Regions from separate parts of the Homo sapiens genome. Here region 1 is linked to region 2. Evidence: read pairs that join two places in POLR2A ChIA-PET (ENCODE). Cell type or tissue: endothelial cell of umbilical vein. All regions are shown on one strand. Each heading gives the region's core, and the rest is flanking DNA. Links, peaks and the distances in the headings are about the cores only.

Region 1 (11,090 bases), core at 2,142-10,141, 270 kb after region 2:
CAAAGGCCCTTCTCTAGAGAACTGGGAAGATAACCTGGGTAGGAGCGGGGACCAGCGTGGATAGCTGGCGAGAGAGGAAGATCTCTCAAGGCGTAACTTTCATATCAGGTTGATTTTTTTTTTTTTTGAGACTGAGTCTCTCTCTGTTGCCCAGGCCGTAGTGCAGTGGCGCTATCTCGGCTTAATGCAACCTCCATCCCCTGGGTTCCTGTGATTCTCCTGGCTCAGCCTCCTGAGTAGCTGGGATTACAGGCACGCACCACCACACCCAGCTAATTTTTATATTTTTAGTAGAGATGGGGTTTCGCCATGTTGGCCAGGCTGGTTTTGAACTTCTGACCTCAAGTGATCCACCCATCTCGGCCTCCCAAAGTGCTGGTATTACAGGCATGAGCCATCACACCCGGCCGGGTTGATTCTTGCATTATGTGAATGTATTATATAGTCAAAAATGATGAATTAGAAATGAAAAACAGGTACGTAGTGTTAAGTAGTAGATCTAAAGATAGAGTTGGAAAAGTCTTATGCCTGTCTTGTCCACTGCAGGAAGGTTCATGGAAAGAAATAAAAATGACTCTCAAACTCAGAATAACTTAAAATTTTAAAATGGCATTAAAATGTACCTATCAGTTAACTAATTTTCTGAAAGACTTAAGATGGCGTCTGTTTTCCTTAAGAACAACAAAAAAGCATCATACCAACCAAAAACCCCTAAGTCATCTGAAGGAAATGCCCCATTGCTCACTGTGGGGCATTTTATATGCTCAGGACATGGGCTGCCTAACCACTATGTTCCCTCATTTTCCCCTGCCAATCCCATCAGAATTTTATTTATTTCCTACTTTCAACTTTTTCTAGCCAGTTTCGACCTCTTTTTCAGAACGCAATATCCTCACATATCTTGGACTTTTCTTTTTTAATTTTTTCCCTCTCTGCCCCACCAATCTGTCTTGGACTTTTTTTTTTTTTTTTTTTTTTTTTTTTTTTTTTTTTTTTTTGAGGCAAAGTTTCGCTGTTGTTGCCCAGGCTGGAGTATGATGACGCAGTCTCAGCTCACTGCAACCTCTGTCTCCTGGGTTCAAACAATTTTCCTGCCCCAGCCTCCTGAGTAGCTGGGATTACAGGTGCTTCCCACCACGCCCGGCTAATATTTTGTATTTTTAGTAGAGGTGGGGTTTCACCCTGCTGGCCAAGCTGGTCTTGAACTCCTGACCTCAGGTGATCCACCTGCCTCAACCTCCCAAAATGCTGGGATTACAGGCATGAGGCTCTGCGCCCAGCCTGTCTTGGACTTTTCTAGCCTCCATGCCATCTATCAAAGTCTTCTAAGATCTCTGACTCCATTCAACTTACACATTTATACTCAAAAATCTAGATTGCCTTCTATGCATATGATGCCCTACCCAAGCCAGGACACAATAAATACCTCATGTAACCCAATAAATATCTCATAACAGTCCTGTAAGATGAAGACCATCACAATCCATCTTCTCAGCATTTTACAGGCTTTTTTTTTTTTTTTTTTTTTTGAGACTGAGTCTCACTCTGTTGCCAGGCTGGACTGCAGTGACTCAATCTCCACTCACCGCAACCTCTGCCTCCCGGGTTCAAACGATTCTCCTGCCTCAACCTCCCGAGTAGCTGGGACTACAGGTGCGCACCACCATGCCCAGCTAATTTTTGTATTTTTAGTAGAGATGGTGTTTCACCATGTTAGCCAGGATGGTCTCGATCTCTTGACCTCATGATCTGCCCACCTTGGCCTCCCAAAGTGCTGGGATTACAGGAGTGAGCCACCACACCTGGCCTTTACAGGCATTTTTTAAATGGAGCCTGGAGAGGTCTAGTACTTTGTCCAAGGTTATGCAGTAAGGGGAGGTGGGGCCAGGAAGTCATCTTGAGCAGTCTGACTCCATGGCCCACTATTCACTAGCACTGCCTCCCTAGATGCCCCCAAAATGCTTCTGGCCATAGACCTTTCCTTCTGCTTCTCATCCCTCTATGCTTCTTTACCTTCCATGCATGCATTCATTTGTCCATAATATCCCTGGCCACCTGCTGTATGCCAGGCACTGTGCTAGGCGAGGAGGATGCAAAGATTAAGAAGACAGTAGTCCCTGACAGCAGTCCCTGACTTTGAGAAGCTTACATTCCATAGAGAATGCACAGAGGTAAAGGACAACCCCATGCACAGGAGGTTCTACAATGTGAGCCTAGGATAGGGCCACCCACACACACTTGTATGCCTTTCTTGTTTTTCCTCCTCTGCTCAAAAAGTCTTCATTTAAGGCCCTGTGTTCATCATGATGGGAAAATCAGCTCAAGAAAACTTCAGGAGGATTCCTCCAGGTAAATTAAGTTACCCAAACAGACTAACATGCTAACAACTTTCAGATTTGGAATCTGCTCCTCTAGAGCCTACAGTTTGATGACTGTCATTTCATGTTGAAACAAGAACAAGAGGATTGCTTATGTTTGCTTCTCTCTGCAAGAATCTAGGTTGAAAACAAAATGAAAAGGAAATCTAATCTGAGGACACTTCTCAAGTAGAAGTCAGAGGAAAGAGCAATAAAGAAGAACTCAGAGGTCTTACCTGTTACCCTTAAATGTCTTCTTCCTGATCACAGTCCAAAGGACTCATGTTACTAATACCATTGTTCTGACAAAGCTAGCAAGGACAGTCTGCTGAGCAAGTATGCAGTCTTCTCTGTGATCTATTCTGTCTTCACAGGCAAGAGTGATTGCCCATGTTCCATCCCCCAACAAAGCATCAAAACCAACCACACAGACCTGGGTTCAAAGGCAGACTCTACCACTTACTGAGAGATCATCAGTGTCCTTATCTGGAGAATGGGAATCATCCCTAACAGGTGCAAAGACTCTAGCCTTGGGCATGATCAAATTCAAAGCCTTCTTGGGACACTCTCATAATCAGTCACTGCAGGCTTTCACCTGCACAACCATCTAGCTCAGCTCTTGTGCTAATATATCAGAGCCCTGGCCCCAACTGCCCAAGGGACTTGTAATTATTTTTGCAGCCGTAAGTCTGGCATCTAGTCCTGCAGATGGGTAGGGAGAACAGGTCCTATGACCTGGGAAGAGAGGGAGTTGAAAGCAACAGAGTATCCCAGCTGCAGTCACACAGGCTGGGGCTCAGATTACACTCCAGACAGGATGCAGAGCAAGAGTACAAGGAAATCCAGGCGAAAAGAAATGCTGCAAGTTGGAGGGAGGGAAGTGTCCAGGATGCCCCCAGAGACAGACTGAGTCCATAGTTAGATATCAACAAAGCAGCACCCAAAAAATGACTACAGAAAGAATTCCCTACTTCCCAAAAAACACTCAGAAAATCACATTGAGGGAAAAAAATCTGAACTATGTTGGACTGGCCTGAACTTTTGTATAGTTTAATATTGTTTTTAGTTTTAATACACAGAAGCCAGGTGAAGGTAGGGATTGGAAGACATCATATTCTTCTCCACGCTAGGTCCACTATGGTTCCTAATCCAGCCTGGCCTATTAAATACCAATGAGATTTAATGTATGTCTCTCTAGATTGAGGGTCAGAAACCCAAATGCCTACAGAAGTCAGGCAGATTAGATAAACGAGAAACTGTGCTAGGTGGGGGTGTAGGAGCTGGAACACAAATGCTCTATGGATGCAGGCAGTTGTTAATCAGTCAATTGCTGCCACAGAGAAGCATGGCCTGAGTTGCTGGATCAATTTACTTTTACATTCCCACATATTAATTCTAAAAATGATTTTTCCAACTGTCTTAGTCTATTTGAACTTCTATAATAAAATTCCATAAGAGGAGTGGTTAATAAACAACAGAAATTTATTTCCCCCAGTTCTTGAGGCTGTCAAGTCCAAGATCAAGGTACTGGCAGATTTGGTGTCTAGTGAGGGCCTGCTTCCTAGTTCATAAACTGCTTCCTTTTTGCTATAACCCTACAGGGAAGAAGGGGTGAGGGAGCTTTCTGGGGCCTCTTTCATAAGGGCGCTAATCCCATTCGCTACGGCTCTGTCCTCAAAACCTAATCACCTCCCCAAACCCCACCTTCTTATACTTCACATTGGTGATTAGGTTTTAACATATGAATTTGGGAGAACATAAACATTCAAATCATAACACCAACCTATTTTGGGGGTTTTTTGGGGGTTTTTTTTTTTTTTTTTTGAGACAGAGTCTCACTCTGTCACCCAGGTTGGAGTGCAGTGGTGCGATCTCAGCTCACTGTAGCCTCCACCTCCTGGGCTCAAGAAATTCTCCTGTGTCAGCCTCCCAAGTAGCTGGGATTGCAGCTGCCTACCACCAGGCCCTGCTAATTTTTGTATTTTTTTAACTAGAGATGGGGTTTCACCATGTTGGCCAGGCTGGTCTCCAACTCCTGACCTCAAGTGATCTGCTTGCCTCAGCCTCCCAAAGATAGCACCAACCTTTGTTCAATTTATAAAAGATGTTTGAAATTAAAGTCTGATTAATTTCTATTTTCATTATGGATTACTAATAATATCAGCTAACACTTCCATAAAACTTACATGGCAGGCAGCATTCTAAGTGCTTTATTCACGTTGACCCATTTAATCCTCACAACAGCCATTTGAGGCAAATCTATCATCATCCTCCTGTTGTAAATTAAGAAATTGGGAGTCTCTGAGCCTACTCTGGCTCAAGAGGCTGCCCAATAAGAAATAAGAAATTGTTTTTTAATATTTAAAAGAAAGTTAAAGAAAAAGAACAAACAAATTAAGAAATAGAAGCATAAAGTATCAAGCAAATTCTCCCAACTCACTCAGATAATTTGTGGCACAGCTGGAGCTACATGGACAACTAACCCTGGGTTCAAGATGAGTTTAACTTTGAGGCTTCCAGAAAAGACATGAGAGAGCCCTCCTGTAAATGGTGAATGGTTTTCTTTTACCAAAGTCTTTATAATAGCTCATTCCCCCAAAACCCTATAAATCAGAGAAGTCAACTCTGACCCCTTGTCTGTGTTAGTCAAAAAGTTTCATTGGAGCAGAACCATACCTACTCGTTTATGTGTCCTCTGAGGCTGGCTTTGGTGTATGGTCTCTACCATGAGTAGTCATAACAGAGACCATGTGGCTCCCAAAGCCCAATATGTTTATTATCTGGCCCTTTACAGAAATAGTTTGCAAACTGCTACTCTGAATTTAAAAAGATTTTTTAAAGTTCTTATACTTTATACTTAATTGTACTAGACTCAGATTAAGAAAAATATGTCCTTGAGGCCGGGCGTGGTGGCTCATTCCTGTAATCCCAGCACTTTGGAAGGGCGAGACAGGCGGATCACCTGAGGTCAGGAGTTTGAGATCAGCCTCACCAACATGGCAAAACCCCATCTCTACTAAAAATACAAAATTAGCCGTGTGTGGTGGCACACGCCTGTAATCACAGCCACTTGGGAGGCTGAGGCAGGAGAATCGCTTGAACCAGGGAGGTGGAGGTTGCAGTGAGCTGAGATCATGCCATTGCAGTCCAACCTGGGCAAAAGAGCGAGATTCCATCTCAAAAAAGTAAAGAAAAGAAAAAGATGTCCTTGAGGCCAGGTGTGGTGGCTCCCACCTGTAATCTCAGCACTTTAGGAGTCTGAGACAGGCGGATCACTTGAGGTCAGGAGTTTGAGACCGGCCTGGTGAACATGGCAAAACCCCATCTCTACTAAAAATACAAAAATTAGCTGGGTGTGGTGGCGGGCACCTGTAGTCTCAGCTACTTGGCAGGCTAAGGTGGAAGAATCACTTGAACCTGGAAGGCAGAGGTTGCAGTGGGCCGAGATTGAACCATTGCACTCCAGCCTGGGCAGCAGAGCGAGACTCCATCTCAAAAATAAGAAAAATATGTCTTTGAAACTTCAATTAAAAGTATCTCCTCCTAAAGTTGAATTCATAGAAGGAAGAAAGCTCTTAACTAGAAAGTTCCTTAAAAACACACAGATATGGCCAGGCGCGGTGGCTCACACCTGTAATCCCAACATTTTGGGAGGCTGAGGTGGGTGGATCACCTGAGGTCAAGAGTTCGAACCAGCCTGGCCAACATGAAGAAACACTGTATCTACTGAAAATACAAAAATTAGCTGGACGTGGTGGTGCGTGCCTGTAATCTCAGCTACTCGAGAGGCTGAGGCAGGAGAATCGCTTGAACCCAGGAGGCGGAGGTTGCAGTGAGCTGAGATCATACCATAGCACTCCAGCCTGGGCAACAGAGTGAGACTCTGTCTCAAAAAAAAAAAAAAAAAAAAACACAGATACATAAACTTTTATGGAAATTTTCAGTTTCTTCTATAAAAGCAGAAAAAGAAACAATTCAAACCACAATTCCATTTCTCCAATTATCAAAAATCTGCCAATCCTTTTTTTATCCAAAAAGACAACTTTTAGTGGTAAAAGCTGCTTTTTTGTGGCAACTGTTCTTGTTTCTATTTTATTTAAGGTTTTTTGAATAACTAGAACATACTAGAATTGTGTTTAAGAAGACTGAGAATACATCTTACATTTGTGACTAATGACCCTCTTAGACTGAAAATCAATGTTTAGGCAATAAGTGTAAATTTTACAGATTACAATAAAATAAAAACAAGTTAGTACACAGCTATAATTTGATGAAGTTAAGATGGTATTTTTAAACTGAAAGGTCAAGTTTCTTGTGGAAACAAATATGTGTTTCCAAGGATTGTCTCATTAGTAACTGGTGGAATCATTTATAAACAAATAAGACAAACAACCTTTCCAGGCCTCAATTCTTAAGATAAGATATAGAAAAAGGTCATTTTAAGACCCTAGGAAGTGTCACACCATCAGGACCTTTCTACAAATGAGTGTTTAAATATACTGATGATAAATACCTGAAGAAATTAAGTTGACCTTAAAGAAATTAAATTAAGTTGAATCATTGGATTTTGTCCTAAACTTTGCAGAATCAGAGATCATTTCGACTTTGCAGACTTCAAGCAGGGTATTTTTCTGCTCAACTGCAGTTGACATTTCTTGCATGGTAGGGGAAAAAATATCTAAACAAATGGAGGGATACACTGTGTTCATGGATTGGAAGTCACAATATGTTAAAATATCAGTTCTCCCTAAATTGATCTATAGATTCAATGCAATCACACTCAAAATTCCACCAGACATTTTTGCAGAAATTGACAAGCTGATTCTAAAGTATATAAGAAAAAGCAAAGGAAGTAGGATAGCCAAAACAATTTTGGAAAAGAATGTTAGCTGCCTCACACTACCTGATTTCAAGGTTTTGTTTGTTTTTTTTTTTTTTTTTTTTTTGAGACGGAGTCTTGCTCTGTCGCTCAGGCTGGAGTGCAGTGGCGCCATCTAGGCTCACTGCAAGCTCCGCCGCTCCCGGGTTCACGCCATTCTCCTGCCTCAGCCTCCTGAGTAGCTGGGACTACAGGCGCCCGCCACCACGCCCGGCTAATTTTTTGTGTGTTTTTAGTACAGACGGGGTTTCACCGTGTTAGCCAGGATGGTCTCGATCTCCTGACCTCTTGATCTGCCCGCCTCGGCCTGCCAAAGTGCTGGGATTACAAGCATGAGCCACTGCGCCCGGCCTTTTTTTTCTTTTTAATTTTTTTTAGAGACAGGATCTCGTTCTATCGCCCAGGCTGGAGTGAGTGGCATGATCGTAGCTCACTGCACCTGGGCTCCTGAGCTCAGGCGATCTTCCTGCCTCAGCCTCCTGTGTAGCTAGGACTACAGGCACACACAACCACACCTGGCTCTGATTTCAAGTCTTACTGTAAAGTTAACAATAATCAAGATATTAAAGAAGGCCAGGTGCGGTGGCTCACGCCTGTAATCCCAGAACTTTGGGAGGCTGAGGCAGGTAGATTACCTGAGGTCAGGAGTACAAGACCAGCCTAGCCAGCATGGTGAAACCCCGTCTCTACTAAAAAAAATACAAAAATTATTCGGGCATGGTGGTGTATGCCTGTAATCCCAGCTACTCAGGAGGCTGAGGCAGGAGAATTGCTTGAACCCGGGAGGTGGAGGTTGCAGTGAGCCAAGATCGTGCCATTGCACTCCAGCCTGGGTGGAAAGAGCGAAACTCCGTCTTAAAAAAAAAAAAAAAAAAAAAAGATAGTAAAGAATAACTGCTGCAAATCACTTGGGCTTAATCAGGTGGTAAAGATTTTTGTTTCCAGAGTAACTAAAATTTTAAAAACTAACAATATCAGCCAGGCGTGGTGGCTTACGCCTATAATCCCAGCACCTTGGGAGGCCGAGGCGGCGGGCAAATCACCTGGGGTCAGGAGTTCGAGACCAGCCTGGCCAACATGGTAAAACCCTGTGCATACTAAAAATACAAAAAGTAGCCGGGCATGGTGGCACATGCCTATAATCCCAGCTACTCAGGAGGCTGAGGCACTTAAACCCAGGAGGTTGCAGTGAGCCAAGATTGTGCCATTGCACTCCAGCCTGGGCGACAGAGCAAGACTCCGTCTCAAAAAATAAATAAATAAATAAATAAATAAATAAATAAATAAATATAAGAATACAAAAATTAGCCAGGCATGGTGGCACACACCTGTAATCCCAGCTACTCAGGAGGCTGAACCAGGAGAATCCCTTGAACCTGGGGGGCGGAGGCTGCAGTGAGCCAAGATCGCACCACTGCACTCCAGCCTGGGGGACAAAGAGAGACTCCGTCTCAAAAAAAAACTAACAATATCAAGTGTTGGTGAAGATGTGGAGCAGCCAGAGCAAAGTGGTGTGTAGTTAGAAAAATGAAATTAAGTCAAAGAAAAGACTTGGACAAGAGTGTTTATAGCAGATCTATTCGTAATAGATCCAAGTGTCCAGCAACGAGAGAGTGGATTAAAAAGTGTGATATGTTCATACGATGAGATAACAAACACTCAGCAATAAAAAGGAACAAACTACTGATACGCAGAACATTATGGATACATCTCAAAATCATCAGCTTGGTTGAAAGAACCCAGAAACAAAAGAGTATATTCTATATTATCCCATGTGTATAAAGTTTAGCAACAGGCATAACTAGTGACAGAAATCAGAACAATGGTTGCCTCTGCAAAAGGCAGGTATTGACCACCAAGGGACACGAAGGAACTGTCAAGGTGAGGGAAATGTTCTATACATATCTTGACTTGGGTGACAATCACATGAGTGTAATCATTTGTCCAAATTCGTTGACAAATTCACTTAAAATTGGTGCATTTTCCTGTATGTAAAATATATCTCATTTTTAAAACTTGTGTTTCCACATTGACCAGAAAGATCAACACATGATCTATCTCTTATTCATTGTGCTTTCATTTTTAGGACTAGTTGGCAGAAATCTAAGGCTTTAAACAGGTTGTCTATGATTCTAGTCAGAGCTACCAACCTCTTAACACAAGACGCTCCTTCTTTCATTCATTCTACAAACAGACCACAAAACAATCAAACACTGTTTCAATATATAATTTATACAATACATAATTTATGCACGAACATGGCACTCTTCTGGCTTTTTATATTCATTAGTTAATCTAAATTCTACTTTTTAAAAATATGCAGTACGGGCCGGGCGCTTTGGCTCACACTTGTCATCCCAGTACTTTGGGAGGCCGAGGCAGACGGATCACGAGGTCAGGAGATGGAGACCATCCTGGCTAACGTGGTGAAACCCTGTCTCTACTAAAAATACAAAAAATTAGCCGGGTGTGGTGGCGGGCGCCTGTAGTCCCAGCTACTCCGGAGGCTGAGGCAGGAGAATGGCGTGAACCCGGGAGGCGGAGCTTGCAGTGAGCAGAGATCGCGCCACTGCACTCCAGCCTGGGAGACAAAGTGAGACTCCGTCTCAAAAAAAAAAAAAAAAAAAAAAAATGCAGTACGGCCAGGCATGGTGGCTCATGCCTGTAAGGCAGGAGGATCACCTGAGACCAGGAATTCAAGGCCAGCCTTATGAACAGAGCAAGACCCCATCTCTACAAAAATTTTAAAAATAAAAATAAAAAAATTGCCGGGCATGGTGGTGTGCACCTGTAGTCCCAGCTACTCACAAGGCTGAGGCAGGAGGATTGCTCGTACCCAGGAGTTTGAGGCTGCAATGAGCCGTGATGGCACCATTGTACCCCAGCCTAGGTGACAGAGCAAGACCTTGCCTTAAGAAAAAAAAAAAAATTGGGGTAGGAATATTTAACACATGAGAATCAAGGTTCAGAAAGATCAAGGAACTTCCCCAAGATAACATAACTAAGGAGTGATGTCATGAAGACTCAAACCCAGATCCTAAGCACACACCCTTTCCTCTCCCCAGTAAATACTCTTACAACGCACACTTGTGTGTGTGTGTGTGTGTGTATGAAATATTCAAATTGCTAATTGTAGATTTTCCATTCTTTTATCATGAATCTGTGATAACAGTTTTTTTGTGATATTTAAAAATAAATAATCAAAGCCTTTATAAAGGTCTGGAGCACATGGAAAGTTTGAAACCATAGCCTGATTCACCATACCTGGCTCTCATTCTCAAACCCCTGTTTGCTTTGAATTCTAGGGGCTGGAATACTGACAGTAAAAGAAGGAAACATTTGTAGTGCTTGCCAAAGGGTAAAGGGGGAGTTTCTCTTGCTTTGTTTAGGTGTAAAACATAATCCTCTATTATCCTGCACACCGAAGTATTGCCAGCGTCTTTAGAAGGGAGGTAGACATACTGTTTGCATTTTCAAATTTTAAAATTGAGGTAGTGGCTCATGCCTGTAATCCCAGCACTTTGGGAGGCTAAGGTGGGTGGATCACCTGAGATCAGGAGTTCGAGACCAGCCTGACCAACATGGTGAAACCCCATCTCTACTAAAAATACAAAAATGAGCTGGGCGTGATGGCAGGTGCCTGTAATCCCAGCTACTTGGGAGGCTGAGGCAGGAAAATCACTTGAACCCAGGAATTGGAGGTTGCAGTGAGCCGAGACCACACCATTACACTCCAGCCTGAACAACAAGAGCAAAACTTCATCTCAAAAAATGAAATAAAATAAAATAAAATTGAAAGCAATTAGCAGGAAAAGAGAAATGAGCTTCCTCATCTGCAACCACTGGCTGCTCTT
Region 2 (11,090 bases), core at 1,340-9,339:
TCATGAGGAAATTATTTTCACACTTTAATGGAATGGGTCTATTGCTTACATTATACAATGTAAGGGAAAAAATTACTAAACTCAGAAGCACATTTCCATATTTCTCATCAACTTAGTTTCTTTGATACAAACATAAGAAGCTACCCCAACTATTACAGAGCACATTTTGCAAATTTCACTAATGCATCGTACTCATGTGACATCAAAAGCAAAAATATCAAAGCAAACACACAGACAACAAATGAAAGCAAACCTTTATAGTGTATCATTCAGTGAAAAATACATGTTCTAAAGAGTTGTGATATATGATACTACGGAACTATAATATATTCCAGTTTCTACAATTTCAGTTCTTTTCAGATTTGGTGTTTATAAAATAACCTAGTAAAGAAGTGGTAGGAGAAAGTGAAATTTTACACAGTGGATTATGTGAAACACAAACTAATGAAACCAGCCAAAGTTTCTGAGTTCTTTTTTTTTCCCAGCCTTCCCCCAGCCAAATGAGTTTTTAATTCATATAGGATTTTTAAAAATCATTTATTTAATTCTCCTATATTTTAGAATAATAGCGTTCCTAGGTTAGTAGTTTTCAGACTTTAAGTTTTCAGGACAGCAAAATTTCCCAAGGCAGTAGAAAGAGCTAACATAGAGTTGCCAAACTGTTAATTTTGCCAATAACAACAATAACAAAAAGCTACCATTGCCATCATTTCAGACAGGAAAGGATATTTCCACACCAAAAATGTAGGAAGTTCATAATGTCAGAATACAAAAGAGCTCTTCCCAAGAAATACAATTTGTTAACCGTAGATAATTTTAAAGGATATACTTATAGTTTTATATACATTTAGAAACATTTATAACATTAAAATTTATTTTATACTACAACAAATATTATGTTCCCTTGGTACAATTTTTTTTTAATTTGATAGCACTATATGTATTTCATACTCTGGTATTTGATAGCACCCATGATGAAGGGCTCTAAGGTGTCATTTGTTTTGGTGTTATATTTTTATCAGTGCCATCATGAAAAATTCTGTTTTACAGATATGAGCAAAAATAAAAACAATAGTCTTAATAGTGTTTTGTTTTTTGTTTTTGAGATGGAGTTTCACTCTTGTTGCCCAGTCTGGAGTGATGGTACGATTTGGACTCACTGCAAACTCTGCCTCCTGGGTTCAAGCGATTCTCCTGCCTCAGCCTCCAGAGTAGGTGGATTACAGGTGCCCGCCACCATGCCCAGCTAATTTTTTGTATTTTTAGTAGAGGCGGGGTTCCGCTATGTTGGTCAGGCTGGTGTCAACCTCTTTAGCTTGGGTGACTCATCCACCTCGGCCTCCCAAATATGCTGGGATTACAAGCATGAGCCACCATGCCCGGCCTAATGCCGTTTCAATTATTCTGACATAGTCTAGGCAAATCAATATGCTCAGGAACAGTAGCTCCCACATTCTCAAGTCCTTCCTTTTACCTTGCTTACAATGGGCAGGTAGAAAGGCCGGTTGAGCCAGGCCAGGTGGGTGGCTGGGACTCCGCAGGAAGTAAGCTCAGGACTCTCCTCAGTTATTGCCCCTCACTTTCAGGGCAGAACCATATGGTCTCCTTGCCTTACAGAGAGAAGCTGGGAATTTTTACAATAGGTGTTCTGTGGGCCAGTAAAAACTCTGGCCCTTCCCGGCATTTGGGAACCATTGAAATGGGTCCTTTAGTCTTTGAATTCCTGAATTTTGTGTAATCCAGAGGAGCCTGAGACTCTGCGTGGCTATGGGTTGAATCCACAGCCATCAAAAAGCACCTTCCCACTGGTAAGTTAAACACAGTACAAAAAGCACTGGTTCTAGGGACAGAAAAGTTGTGTTCAAGTCTCTATTTAACATAGACAGTTGACTCTTGAACAATGTGGAAGTTAGGGGTGTTGACCCTTCCAGGAGTTGAAAATCCAAGTATAACTTTTGACTCCCCACCAAAACTTAATTATTGATAGCCTGCTGTTAACCAGAAGCCTTACTGTTAACATAAATAGTCAATTAACACATATTTTGTATATGTATTATATATTGTATTCTTACAAATAAAGTAAGCTAGAGAAAAGAAAATGTTATTAAGAAAATCATAAGGATGAGAAAATATATTTACTACTCATTAAGTGGATAATCACAAAGGTCTCATCCTCATCATCTTCACATTGAATAGGATGAAGAAGAGGAGGAAGAGAAGGGGTTGGTCTTGCTGTTTCAGGGGCAGCAGAGGTGGAAGAAAATCTGAGTTTAAGTAGACTCACACAGTTCAAACCCATATTGTTTAAGAGTTAACTGTACTTGATTTCATAATGTTTTCTAATGTTTTTCTCATGTTCAGATGGGGGTTGTGGGGAGGAAGACCACACAGATAAAGTGCAGTCAAGAATTCTTGATAGAATTTGGGAGGCCGAGGCGGGTGGATCACGAGGTCAGGAGATTGAGACCATCCTGGCAAACACAGTGAAACACCGTCTCTACTAAAAATACAAAAAATTAGCCAGATGCAGTGGTGGGAGCCTGTAGTCCCAGCTACTCAGGAGGCTGAGACAGGGGAATGGCATGAACCTGGGAGGCGGAGGTTGCAATGAGCGGAGATCGCTCCACTGTACTCCAGCCTGGGCGACAGAGCGAGACTCCATCTCAAAAAGAAATAAAAAATAAAAAAGAATTCTTGATAGAATTCTCATCATATTCTATCAAGGTTACATAGTATCAATAGAACATCACTATTGATATCAACCTTGCTCAACTGGTTGAAATAGTGTTTGTCACATTTCTTCATTGTGAAGTTACTTTTCCCTCTTTCCACACTACTCTTCAGAAGGAAGTCACTTAAAGAATGGGAAGCTATGTTCCACCTCCTTCAGGGTACAGTACCCTCATAAATTGTTTGAAATTCATTTACATGGAAGATTTGTCTATTCTCCTCCATCTATTTATTTATTTGACAATTTATTTATATCAATATGTTGTCATTAGTTTTCATTTCAACTGTTCTAATATGTGTATAGTAATGGTCTTAATTTGCATTTCCCTTAATGGCTAGTGATATTGAACATATCTTCAAATGCTTGTTTGCCATCTTTGTATCCTCTCTGGTGAACTCTCTGGATGTCTTTTGCCAACTTTCAACTAGATTCTTTTTAATGTTGAGGTTCAGAGTTCTTTATATATTCCAGATACTAGTCCTTTGTCAGATGTGTGATTTGCAAATATTTCTCCCAGTCTTTAGCTTGTCTTTTTATCTTCAACAGGGTCTTTTGCAGAGTAAAACTTTTAAATTTTTGATAAAGTCCAATTTATTATTTTTCTAACGGTTTGTGCTTTTGGTATCACATTCAAGAACACTTTACCAAGCCCAAGGTCCCAAAGACTCTTCTATGTTATCTTCCAAAAGCTTCATAGTTTTGCATTTTACATTTACCTCTATAATTCATAATCAGTTAATTTTTGTATAAGGTATGAGATTTAGATGAAGATTTATTTTTGTCTATGAATATCTAATGAGCCAAGAATAATTTTAAGGAAGTGATATCAATGGAAATGAACTCTAAACCAGATGGGAAGAAAATGAAGATGGGGCCAGGTGTAATGGCTCATGCTTGTAATCCTAGCACTTTGGGAGGCCAAGTCGGGGGGATCCCTCAAGCCCAGAAGTTCAAGACCAACCTGGGCATCAAAGTGAGACCCCATCTATACAAAACAAAAAATTAGCCTAGTGTGATGGTGCAGAGTACTGTGGTCCCAGCTACTCTGGAGGCTGAGGTGGGAGGATCCGAGGCAGAGGCTGCAGTGAGCTGTGATCATGCCACCACATTCCAGCCTAGGCAACAGAGGGAGACCCTGCCTCCAAAAAATAAATAATAAGTAAAGATAGAAGGCTAACAGATAATTCTTAAGTGTCAGAGTCCATGCTTAAGGTAAAATAAATGTAGCTACGGGCTGGGCTTGGTGGCTCATGCCTGTAATCCCAGCACTTTGGGAGGCCAAGGTGGGTGGATCACCTGAGGTCAGGAGTTCGAGACCAGCCTGGCCAACATGGGAAAACCCCATCTCTACTGAAAATACAAAAACTAGCCAGGCATGGTGGTGCGCACCTGTAATCCCAGCTACTAAGGAGGCTGAGGCAGGAGAATCGCTTGAACCAGGGAGGCGGAGGTTGCAGTGAGCCGAGATTGCACCACTGCACTCCAGCCTGGGTGACAGAGCGAGACTCCATCTCAAAAAAAAAAAAAAAAAAAAAAGTAACTACAAAGCCAGTCAGCCAAAGACTAAGAAATAGATAGTAGTTGGAAATTTCAGAAAGAAAGCAGGTACTGGTGGTGTAAATAAAAAGCCCAGTAGTGGCCAAGGGGGTGACTGGCTGAGATGAGGTGGAGTGGGGTAAAGAAGTTAAGGAACTGAGATATCAGGGTGTAGAGAGGCAGCCTGTGAAAGCTGAGGTCAGAGAATGATGCAGGAGTGGGTGGAGAGAAAGCACATTGGTCAGGGGCTCAAGTGTTTTTGAATGAGCAGGAATGAGCGGAGGTCAAGGAGATGACTGGTCCAAGATGGGGGGAAAGGAGCAAGAGGAGACAGTGTCAGGAGGGAGGGAGAGAAATGCTTTGCAGTCAACAGTGAGGAGCCAGGGGGATGCTTTTTCTACTTCTTGGCCTTAGGGTGCAAGGGGGATGAGAAAGAAAAAACAAAACAAAACAAAAAACTATCCTGTCCTTGAAGAGGCAGTGGGGAAGGAAATGGCCTCAGAAGTCTTCCAATGTCCGTTAGAGCAAACAGGTGAAAGGAATATTTGGAGAAAATGCTGCATGAGATGATCCCAGGACAAGAGGCAGGAGGGCAGTTTCAGGAACTCAGAAATACCAGGAATAGGAAGAAGGCTTTGAGTCACACTGGAGAGCAGAGCCCAAGTGACAGAGCTGCCCTTGGTTATCATGAAATTCTGAGGGATACGTCGTTGTTAGACTGGGCCTGAAAGTCAAGAGTGGAAGTTCTAAGAGTCCTCAGAGAAAAAGAGGGTGAGCTGATGTTCAGGCCTCTAACTGAGATAATTATGTGAAAGCACTTTGCTTATTTATTTATTTGTTTATTTGTTTTGAGACAGGGTCTCGCTCTGTTGCCCAGGCTGGATTGCAGTGGCATGATCTCGGCTCACTGCAGCCTCCGGCTCCCCAGTTCCAGTGATTATCCTGCCTCAGCCTCCCAAGCAGCTGGGATTACAGGCATGCGCCACCACACAGCTAATTTTTTGTATTTTTAGTAGAGATTGGGTTTCACTACGTTGGCCAGGCTGGCCTCAAACTCCTGACCTCAGGCGATCTGCCTATCTCAACCTCCCAAAGTGCTAGGATTATAGGCCTGAGCCACTCCACTGCCTAAGCACTTCATTTATAAAGCTGTGTCTTAAAAAGCTGGAAATCACTAGCTATTGTTAGGTGGTGAAAGGCATTACACAAAGCAAATTAATATGTTTGATACTTGTTGTCCAGAAATTATATATTTATGATTATATCTACACACACGATAATATTAAAAAATATCCATTGTTGCTGGGAGCAGTGGCTCACTGCTATAGTCCCAGCTATTCTGGAGGCTGAGGATGGAGAATTGCTTGAGTCCCGGAGTTGGAGGTTACAGTGAGCTATGATCATGTCACTGCACTCCAGTTGGGGTGACAGAACAAGACCCTGTCTCTAAAAAATAAAAATAAAAAAATCCATTGGCCTAGACATAACAATTTCATGGTTAGTTATATAGACAAATATATAAATACACACATACACGTTAGCCAAAAATGGTAAGTTCAAGCAGCTGTAAAATAAAATGCAATCGGACATTTTACAGCTTGTATTTTAAGGTCCTGGCTCAGTTCAATCTGTCTTCTCACTGGTTCCTGCTTCTCTCTTCTTTGTTCTACTTCTATTTCTCACCATGTTTTGACAGGTGAGGTTGTTCATGCAAAGGGATCCAACAAAAATACAGGAATGCCACCTTTGCCTCCTCAACCAGGACAGAGCAACCCTCCCTTTCCTCCTTGCAACAAAGCAGGCAAAACACACATTCTCCTACCGCCCCACCATGAAGCTGAGGCACGAATGGCAGTGATGCTATTGTTTTGCTTGCAGGGAGGGAATTTTCATGCAATCAATAAGTCACCTGCCCTCTTTGCCCAGGATCAGCTCTCCACCCAAACCCCTGTGAGCTTCAGTGGTAGAATACTTCAAGCTTCAGCCAGCACAAACATGTCACAGCAAGAGGGACAGCGATTGTATTTGCACACACAATTTGTTTAAGTACAGGCTTTATTTGATCCTTAAAAAAAAAGAACAGCTTTGGTATTACATTACAACCAAAGGAATTTAGCCTTTAACCTGCAGTTTCCCTATTCTCAGTGATATAAAACCTTTTTCTGATAAGAGGTGAGGCCCAGTGAAATTTTATTCTTTTCCCTCTTTCCCGGAGGTGAGGTAATGAACTAACAACTTAATTAGACCCTGTTTTATACCAACTAAAATAATAGAAGGGAGTCTTTGGTAACATGGCAAAAAAAAAAAAAAACAAAAAAAAAACCCCAGGAACATCAGGCATCATAATACAGAGAATATATGATTAGAATTAATCAGGATATGGAAAGATATGTTTATCCTGTAGATACTTCACCCTGAAGCCATACCATTTTTATTTCCCCTCCATTGGGCATAATGGAAGGGACTTGAACCCTCTGCAATGGACTGAATATGCATTCCCCTGAAATTCATATGTTGGAGTTCTAATTCCCAAGGTGATGATATTAGGAATGGGGCCTCTGGGAGGTCGTTAGAGTTAGATGAAGTCCGGAGGGTGGAACCTTCATCATGGGATTAGTGCCCCATATAACAGGCCTCAGAGAGATCCCCTGCTTCTTCTAGCATGTGAGGTTACAGTGAGAAAACGACTGGCTATGAGGAAGCAGGCCCTCACCAGACACTAAATCTGTCAATACCTTAATTTTGGACTTCCCAGCCTCCAGAACTGTGAGAAATAAATTTCTGTGTTTATAATCTACCCAGTCTATGGCATTTTGTGATAACAGCCTGAAGGGACTATGACATTATTCCCCACTGCCCAGCTCCACTGAGAGCTTGAGAGCTAGGACTCTAGAGGACACCCGAGAGAGAGAGGCTGGCTGGAGAACAAAGGGAGATAGGCTTTTTTTTTTTTTTTTTTTTTTTTTTAACAAAGGCCTTCTTGTTGCTCACAAAGGAGGAGGATTCTCATAGACTAATTTCCACCAATGGAAAAAAATAAGAGCAGCTTTGCCCCATCCTCTGAACCCAGTGTCTCTCCAATCATCACACAGCAAGGTTTTTTGTTTTTGTTTTTGTTTTTCAGGTAATGGTCTGTGTATTTGTTTTCTATGCTGTGTGACAAACTACCACACGCTTAACAGCTTAAAGCAACACATGCTTATTATCTCACATGCTCTTTGAGTCAGGAGCCTGAACACAGCTCTGCTGGGTTCTGTCCTTAGGGTCTCACCTGGTGGCAATCAAGGTGTTGGTCAAGGTTGGGTTCTCATCAGAGGCTTGACCAGGTAAAGATCTCTGTGCATACTCCCTCAGGTTGTTGAATTTATTTCTTTGCCATTGTAGGGTTCATGGCAACTCAATTCTTCAAAGTCAGCAACAGAGAGAGAAAGAGAGAGAGAGAGAGAGACTCTACCTGGGTCTACTAAGAAAACAGAGTTCTACATGAACAAACATGATCTTGGGAATGACACCCCATTACCTTTGCCATATTCCACTGGTTACAGGCAAGTCACAGGTCCTGCCTACACTCAAGAGGGCAGAAACTTCAGGAGATAGAGATCCTGGGTACCACCATAAAGTCCATCTGTGTCTCTCTAGTCTAGAAATTTAAGGGTATAGCCAAGGAGTTCTAGAAGCAACATTTGTAGAAGAATCATAAAACGAGGGTAGATATTTTAAGTCTACACACATATTCACACACCCTAACCTACAAATAAAATAAAGGTAGGAGTTTTTCTTGGTGGTCAATGGCATGAGATATTGTAGTCATGCAGTGTGGCTTTGCATCTCTGATCTATAATTTATTGGTTGCTTAACTTTACTAAGCCTCAGTTCCCATCTTTAAAATGGGAATCATGGTACTTATCTTTGAAGCTGTTATGAAAATTAAATTAGATAAAGTAGACAAAACACTTAGCACAATGTCTGGCATAAAAGTGCTCAAAAAATGATTGCTATTGTATCCGGGTAAGATCCTGAGGTGCCTCAAACAAAGTAGAATTTTATTTTTTTAGTTTTATATACTTAATTAACTAACTAATTTTTGGAGACAAGATCTCCAAAAGTCACTCAAGCTGGAGAGCAGTAGTGCGATTATGGCTCACTGCAGCCTGTAGCTCCTGGGCTCAAGCTATCTTCCCACCTCAGCCTCCTGCATAGCTGAGACTACAGGCATGTACCACCATGCTAACTTTTTTTTTTTTAGTAGAGCTGGGGTCTCAATATGTTGCCCAGGCTGGTCTCAAACTCCTCGGCTCAACCCATACTCTCACCTTGGCCTCCCAAAGTGCTGAGATTACAGGGGTGAGTTACTGCACCCAGCCCAAGGTATGATGTTCTCTAGACACAGATAACTTAATCTTCAAGGTTGGGTTCCTTCTGAGATCTAAGAGGTTTGACACCATTTTGGCTCCATGCTTCCCTCAAAACCATGGTCTTTTTAACCTCCTGAGTGGCTCTACCAGGATCTCAGCCTACCTTTTCCTGTATCTTCATCAATGGAACCGGTAAACTTTTGCAATGCTGAGTTCAAAGTCCCTGCAGACCTTCACACTTCATAACTGGAATGCCCTGGAGGAGGCTGGCCTCTTTCCTACCCACCTATGCCTCCACCCATCCTGTCCTTAGGCAGACACCTACGGGTCCTAGCTGACTGTCTTAGCACAAGCTTCCTATATGCTAGACCTGCTTAGACCTTGGAACCTGGCTCCTGAGATGGATTCACTCAATTATTCACTCACTAAACACCTAGGTGACACTTACCAAGTGCCAGACACAGAGCTAGTTTGAAAGAGAGAGAAGAGTGATGAAGACAGAACCCTCTCTTCAAGCAGGCCATTGGCCAATGGAGAGGCAGACACACACCAACAGAGTAAAGCCAACACTTGACTTTGGACAGGAATATATCGGACATCTTACACCAATCCCTCAGCCTGTGAAAATGCAATGATCAGCCGGGCCCCTTGCTTTCTCCCATGTCTCAGTTCCATCAAGATTCATGCTTTCTGTACGGTCTCACACCACTTGTGCATTTCCAACTTCTACTACAGTTTTATGCCTCACGTGATAAGCAGTTTTTGTGCTAGCTGTTTAGTAAATGTTTAGTACTTACTAAAACATTTCATACACCATGTTTTCCTTTCTCCGCAGAACGTGTGTGATGGACTTATGGACTCATTCACTGCATCGATCTTGGGCACTGCCCAGCTTCATGTTCCACTCTCCCGTTTATCCCAAATTGCTGAGGATTTCCTAAGAACCATCACTTTCCAGAGCTCATTATTTTCTGTTATTTGCCTCAGCAGCACAAGCTGTTTTCACAAAGAAATAAAGGGTCTTCTATTCCAGAAGAGTTCTTCTATGCATGTAGGTGAGCAGACAGTGCAGAGCCATGCTGAGGTGTGTGTGCCTTGCTGTCACTGTCTCTCCTCCGGGAGGAACACTAGGCTCCTGTACACCAGGCTTCCCACAGCCCAGGAGGAACACATCCACGCCTTGCCAGTCATTTGCATCTTAGTAAGACTAAAACTAATAAAACTAACAATAAAACTTAAAATAGATTGAAGGATTACAGTATGCCAAGCATATATGTATTGTGTTATTTGGCCCTCACAGTCACCTTTTGAGCTAGGCACCAGTACCAGCTTTAAGAGCTCAGGAAGCTGAGGTGTCAAGATTTTAAGTCATTTGCTCAAGGTCACACAGCTAGGAAGTGTAGTGGGAGAGTCAGTCCCCCATTTGTCCAATGCAGTGCTGTCGCCCAAGTGTGAAGAGGGATGTGCGGGTCTGAGAACAAAGTTAGCCTGCTTAGTACTTTGTCCAAGGTCAGCCCTGGCTCCAAGCCCAAGAAACAAGGCAGGATCAGCAGCCACAAAGTCCAACAGTCAGCCAGGCTCCCATACTGCAGGGGTCTCTATCACAGCCCAGCTCTGGATATGGGCAAATGAAAGCTAGCAGCAGAGTACCCAGGCTACCTCTGCACAGGGAGTGACTGCGGAACTTCAAGAACAAAAGAGAGGCAAAAGATGTGGGGTGGCCTGTCTGGGAGGGACTAGGGAACAGGGACACCTTGCAGATAACTCTCAGGACTGAGGAGTAAATATCTTTTATTAAACAAAGCTTATAATTCTGACTCTAAGCCTGGCGTTCCTAACAATGGCAGGGACTGATGGCTGTGAAAGGCACTAATCAGACACAGTAGATTCGTGTTTACACTGGGAAGGGCCGCTGATCCCGCATAGGCCTTTGAAGCCACCCGTGCTCACACAGATTGTAATGCACTATGAAGTCATGTCTTCAAATAAAAGGGAGGAGTTGAAATAGACCTGTCTAGCCAGTTATTTCTCTAAGGCACTTCAAAGAAACATTTTCTTTGATCGTTTTGACTTTCCATCTATAAGAAATGTGAACATATTACTCATAGAAATTGCTGAGAGACCTCAGGCTGATGGGGGCTTCAGTTTGACCCATCGCCAGTGAAATGGGAAGGATAAGGTAGGGAAGGGCACACTGGTTCTTAAAACTTCCACCAGGAAGTGACACACATCCCCCACTCCCTCACATTTCACTGGCCAAAGCAAGTCACCTGGCTTATCTAACTTCAAGGGGAGCAGAGAAACACCATCCCACCACATGCTGAGAGGGAGGGTGGGCAGATACTCATGACCCCCAGTAAACAGCACTGATGACTAACACAAAGGCCAAGTGATAAGGAGGTTGTTTTTAGGAGGTCAAATGAAGGAGTATATTCTTCAAGAAAATAAGGCACTGATGAGCTTTGTTA

What was found. ChIA-PET counts read pairs that join two places held together with the same protein. Peaks named below come from ENCODE experiments on the same cell type or tissue, not always from the same donor. Only the 100,000 strongest peaks of a DNase experiment are listed, where the experiment ranks them.
Region 1: POLR2A ChIA-PET joins it to region 2 with 7 read pairs; 4 of 35 experiments call an interaction of 5 or more read pairs at or near these places.

What each region holds. Positions count from the first base shown.
Region 1 is chr12:93,277,104-93,288,193 of GRCh38, forward strand. All of the region lies in intron 2 of LOC643339 (a long non-coding RNA gene), which reads right to left. Among named protein-coding and RNA genes, the nearest start is that of NUDT4, 95 kb to the right of the region's middle. In endothelial cell of umbilical vein, for the core only: no CTCF peak of the experiment used is centred there; a DNase peak (open chromatin) is centred at 3,138.
Region 2 is chr12:93,009,954-93,021,043 of GRCh38, forward strand. LINC02413 (long intergenic non-protein coding RNA 2413) reads left to right here. Exons shown (of 4, transcript XR_945212.3): 4 at 9,458-9,654. The region is part of intron 3 of LOC643339 (a long non-coding RNA gene); the gene reads right to left. Among named protein-coding and RNA genes, the nearest start is that of LINC02413, 25 kb to the left of the region's middle. In endothelial cell of umbilical vein, for the core only: no CTCF peak of the experiment used is centred there; DNase peaks (open chromatin) are centred at 6,148 and 7,038; H3K27ac peaks cover 2,487 bases.